2 separate regions of the Homo sapiens genome follow, and region 2 is linked to region 1. Evidence: chromatin contacts called from ENCODE Hi-C data. All regions are on one chromosome and are shown on one strand. Each heading gives the region's core, a stretch centred on a gene start or an enhancer-like site at or near the end of the contact. The rest is flanking DNA. Distances are from core to core; before and after follow the strand shown. Region 1 holds the start of CCNG1 (cyclin G1). Region 2 has its middle 54 kb from the start of LINC01845.

Region 1 (2,716 bases), core at 129-2,628:
TAAAAGCCAAAAGGAGAAACTACATTTATAAACTCACACATTACAGCAAAAAGTATTTTTAAATAAAATCACTTGTTAAAGGTTATAAATTGCCAATTTATATTCACTAGGTAAGCTTTTATTTTCAAAAGGAACAAAGGCCTCTTCCCCATTTGAGCCCCAGTTTCTTAAACTGACCTGATTATGTGGCTAAGGTATTATTGTGAGGTATTGATGTTTTCTCCTGTTTTTCCTTCCCCTTCCTCCCCACCCCTTTTCCCCCTTTCCAGAGTTTTGTTCTGTGGCATTGCCTTGGGTAAGTACACGGCAGGGCAAATAGCAGAGTGACGGCAAATCTTTCAGATTTTCACTTTTTCAAAGTAAGAGAGACCGAACTGGGGCCATGAGAACAGAGACATCCAACTACTGTGTAATTCATAAGAGTTTAGAAATGACTCCTTGTGCACCCTTTTTCAGGCCCTTTTACAAATGGACTTTTCTCACTTGTGATGATCTGGGAGAGTGAGAGTGAGGAGAGTCTAAGAAGAGTTCAGGCTAATTATTTTCCCACTAATCTGGCATAGGAGAGGCTCACAGAGATTAAATTCATTATGGTAAATACAAAGAGTAATACTGCTTTACACTCGGGTCTGTAGACTGAGATTCACACTCACCACAATTATTCCTGTTAACAGTCTGCCACATACCTTTCATTTTAAGCAACTGAAAAATTGTACCAACTTTTCTCTTTAAATTTGCTTTAAAAGCAAATTCAGAAAATTGGTAGAGGGTCAAGAAATTACACAGTCCAACTCCATTATTTGATAAATTGTATAAAAAGCAAACTAAGGCAAGAATCAACTGACTTCCAAAGTTCACGAAGAGAGCACTCTGGAAGTTGATAAACCACCAAACCATATAAATTCCACCACCTCTTTATCTGTAATTAAAAATCAAAGGTTGACTTTTTTTTTTTTAACTACTCACTGTATTTTTAGAAAGATGGGGCAGAACCACTGTAGAACTCCTAAACCCCACAGAACAAACAGTACATTCTGGAATGATACGCCGGCCAATCCGGCTGGCAGCCGATTGACCTGACCCAGGCGAGGGTTGCTGCACCGAGTATTTAGTTTGGCCCCCTACTGAATGAAGACACTTTGTTAAATTCTCCAATGAGAGACGCTTAGAGGTAGGGGCGTGGAAGGGGGCCGGGGAATTTGAGGCCAGATAACGGGAAGTGTGAGCCGATTGGCCGGACTTCTCACTCCACGGCCCAGCCGTTTACGGATCGCGGAGGCCATCCATCAAAAGAATTACACCAATCAGCGGCGAAAATGCCCCCTTCTCGCGAGAAAGCCCCGCCCTCCAATATATTCCTCGTTAGGGCAGGCGCGGCCCCTTCGGCTCCGAGCTGACCCTGATCAGGGCCGAGTTGTCTCGGCGGCGCTGCCGAGGCCTCCACCCAGGACAGTCCCCCTCCCCGGGCCTCTCTCCTCTTGCCTACGAGTCCCCTCTCCTCGTAGGCCTCTCGGATCTGATATCGTGGGGTGAGGTGAGCAGGCCCGGGGAGGGTGGTTACCGCTGAGGAGCTGCAGTCTCTGTCAAGGTGAGTGGGACTGCGCGGGAGTTGACCGCCAGGTGCGGGTGGGGAGCTGGGTTGGGGGCGCGGGGCGAGGAGTAGGTCTGGCCCGCGCCCTTTTCCACACTAAACTCTACCGCTGTTGTGAGCACAAGCCCAGGCTAGTCCGAGGCTGGAGGGGCGGAGCCGGATCCGGCCTCCTGAGGTGCCTTTCGTGTCTGCCGACCCAGTCCCAGGGACTAGCCTGGGGAGGAAGAATGGAACCCCTGCAGTTAGAGGTTCCTCACATGACTAGCTCTGAAGACCTCCTGCCTTCCTGTCTTTAGTTGGTGTGGGAGGGACCTTCCATGTATCCAGGGCTTAGCTTGTGCCCGGGACATGGTTGTGTTATGCACACTTAAATCAATGGAATTCCCAGGTTCATCTTTCAGACTAGGTTAGCAACAACCCACCGCACCCCCCCGCCCCAATACGTGCTCCTAATGTCACCTTTTAAGTTTCCTTTCCTAACAACAATAAAAGTTAAGTAATATTGAGTATTGTGTGCCAAGCACTGTGCTATACTCTTTAAGTGGTGAATCATCTTGTTCAGTCTTCACATTCAGCGACAGATATTGTTACCCTCATTTTATAAATCTAGAAAGAAGCTCAAGCTCATTATTATTGTTCAGTGTTTTTTAAGCGTCTACTGTATGTGCTAAGCTCTTTACGTGATTTCATTTTAACTCACAAATCTGTGAGGTAGGTCATAAACCTTATCCCTACTTTATCAATGTGGAACTAAGTACAATTAAGTAACTTGAACAGTTCATTTTGTTAATATGTGGCAGAATACTTAACTACCATCTGCTTTTCACTTTCGGTATCCTGTCTTACGGTGTTTATTCGTGGTTATCTATTGACAGTGAATAACTTGAACAAGTATTTCTTGAAGATTTGCATTTTATTTTTCTAAAAAGCATGGTTCCGACCGGGCGCGGTGGCTCACGCCTGTAATCCCGGCACTTTGGAAGGCCGAGGCGGGCAGATCACAAGGCCAGGAGACCGAGACCATCCTGGCCAACATGGTGAAACCCCGTCTCTACTAAAAATATAAAAATTAGCTGGGCGCGGTGGCGCATGCCTGTAATCCCAGCTCCTCGGGAGGCTGAGGCA
Region 2 (2,779 bases), core at 252-2,751, 4.0 Mb before region 1:
TTTAAACAATGCAAAGTTATTCTCTTACAGTTCTGTGGGTCTGACATGGTCTCACTGGGCTAAAATCAAGGTGTCAGCAGGGGTATGTGCCTTCTGAAAGCTCTAGGGGAGGATCTCTTTCCTTGCGCATTCAGGTCGCTGGCAAAATTCATTTCCTCTGGTTGTAGGACTGAGATGTTGTTTCCTTGCTGGCTATCACTGAGGGACATTCCCAGCTTCTAGAGGCCACCCGAATTCCTTGACTCACGCCCAATTCTGCCATCTTCAAAGTCAGAAACTCTTCTTTCCTCTCACCTCTCTGACTCATTTTTAAGGAAACTGACCCCGTTTTTAAGGACTCGTGGTTGGATTAGGCTGTCCTGGGTAATGCGGGATAATCTCAGAGTACTTAACCTTAATCTCATTTGCACAGTCCCCTTTGCTATGTCGTAACATATTCAAAGATTCTGGGGATTAGGTCATGGATATATTTGGAGGGGTTATTATTCTACCTATTGCAGCATCCATTATCACTTTAGAATGGAATGGTTTCTCAGAACAGGCAGTTGTCTGTCTCCCAGCAAAGAGCTCCAGAAAACTAGGCCAATGAAAGGGAAATTTGGATGAAGGCAAGAGAGGTGAGGCACTGGCAGTAAATGTGATGGCAGGCCTGCAAGGGATGCTACAGAAAGAGGTTCCTGGTTTCATGGAATCCAGGTTATTAAAAGAAGAAATATTCACAAATGCCAGGAAAGTTAAATTTCATGTCTCTTACAATTTCCCTTCAGATCAGTTCTGCCAAAGATAAAGCGATCTTCACCTCTGTGAAAAACAGTAATTCCTTTCTCCATGATGTTCATGATTTGGTTGATGGGTTATTGGTTCATCGCTGCAATTATAATTGAAGGACATTGTCTTTGCTGGTTTGGTGAAGCTTCCAGATGTTATTAGAAGGGGTGTTCCTTTAAGCTCACCCAGCATTCTCTCACTTATAGCTGGGCATTAGCTATACAAGAGCTATTTGGTCTCTGAGAGCAAAGGTTCAGCCACTAAGGAAGGACCTGGTGTCCAACGTAGGCCTTTAGATTATTTCTGGAGCTTGTCTCCAGGGCCTAAGAGGTGACTCTGGCAGGACACCATCTGTTTCAACCCTATTTTTTTTCTTCTTTCTGCCTCGGCAATCCTCTTTTTTTCTTTTTCTTCCTTTGTCTCTTCTCTCCTTTCTAGTGTTCTGATGTTTTAGGATCAAAATAATGAAAAAGAATAGAAACCATTTCAACTCAGAAAATAATTCAAAGATGGGAAAAAGGTGTGTACCAAATTCATTGCTCTAATCATTTCTGTTCTGATAAAAGGAGTTTACAGCAAAGGAATAACTTTTCTGTGTCTCTGAGGCTTTGGAAAAACAAGGCATCAAGAAGCTTTGGGGTGTGGTGGGTGTGGTGGGGCAGCCTACTGCTTGTTGAGGTAATGCAAACTAAGGAGAAAGAGGTGTTAGCTTCCTCCGAGGCCAGGGCGTTTTAGGCTGCAGGTAAACCATGGATGTGGTTCTACAGATGTTGCCACAACAGGAAGACAAAATCTCACAGCTAACAGAGGTCACAGCTTTTGGAAACAGTGGTTGCGACACAGAGGAAACTCCCCCTCCCAGCCCTACCCCAAGCACATCCTTGCTTCTCTCAGTCACGCCAGTTACACCAACAGGGGCAGCTCTGGGGAGGACATTTGGAAAATAGTCAAGAGAGGGTGAAACCGCTGGCATGATGTCACCAACAAGAGGCTACCCCCTGGGGAAACCTAACAGGAAAAAGGTAGTTGAGCCAGGAAAAGCCACCAGACCCTTTCTCTTGGCTTGAGGCATCATATACATTTGAATAATAATCAAATTAACAATGTAATATGACTGTTTAGCAACAATGATGTGCTAATCATGGTTTTACATGGATTATCTTTAGTCATTAAATTCTCTACATCCTAGAGATGCGGAAATTGAGAATGAGAGAGGTTATGAGAGCTTTGAAAGGCCACAGAGCATGTGTTGTGGCTGAGATTCAAGCCCAGCTTTACTGATTTTAAAGCTTGTCTTCTCTTTCCCTCCCTTGCTTCCTTTTTTTTTTTTTCAATTTTCTTTCTTGCTTCATGTGCTTTTTTTTTAAAGAAATAAAATGTTACCCCCTCATCGATAATCCCTTTGTGTCTCTGCTGTCTGCCCTGTCCCACCCGCCTGCCATCCTTGCCAGCAGCAGCCTCTCAATTGAGGTTAGAGTTTCTCTCCCACCCTTCATTATGCATGTTCATGGCTATAAACAATCAGTATGCATGTTTTAAAAATTTACGTATATGAGAAAGAGCTTAAAGTATTAATTTACGGAGAAAAAAATACAAATGGCTATTAACCATCAGAAAAGATTCATTAAAAAAAGAGTAATAAAAATTCAAACCACATTGAAGCTGGGTGCAGTGGTGCATTCCTGTAGCCCTAGCTACTTAGGAGGCTGAGGTGGGAGGGCGGCTTGAACCCAGGAGTTAGAGGCCAGCCTGGGTAACACAGTGAGACTCCGTCTCTAAAAAAAAAAAAAAAAAAAAAAATTCACTAAAAAAACCCCCTTCACATTGAGATAGCATTTCAAAAATCTGCCAAATCGGTCCATACCCAAGATTTGATAACAGTGTATAGAAGCGGCTGAGGGAAAGACGCACTTAAACTTTGATTGTGGTGAGTAAACTGGTATAATCTCTGTAGAGGGCAATTTGACAACATATAACAAAAATGCAAATGCACAAATCTAGGTGTGGTGGC

What was found. A loop is a pair of places that touch in the nucleus more often than their neighbours do. Pooled maps may share reads with other maps.
Region 2: a loop to region 1 is called in a pooled map, with 8 times the contacts of the local background. The contact joins the enhancer-like site here to the promoter of CCNG1 in region 1. A Hi-C loop is called at or near these places in 6 of 50 pooled maps.

What each region holds. Positions count from the first base shown.
Region 1 is chr5:163,436,217-163,438,932 of GRCh38, forward strand. It overlaps CCNG1 (cyclin G1), which reads left to right and starts at 1,379. Exons shown (of 7, transcript NM_004060.4): 1 at 1,379-1,588. It also overlaps a transcript of LOC105377700 not described here. RefSeq lists enhancers at 984-1,033, 1,475-2,052, 1,744-1,943 and a silencer at 1,224-1,303.
Region 2 is chr5:159,410,895-159,413,673 of GRCh38, forward strand. No RefSeq gene overlaps it. Among named protein-coding and RNA genes, the nearest start is that of LINC01845, 54 kb to the right of the region's middle. Within about 2 kb of position 1,502, at least 2 of the 41 ENCODE cell types and tissues checked have a DNase peak (open chromatin) inside an H3K27ac peak, as active enhancers do.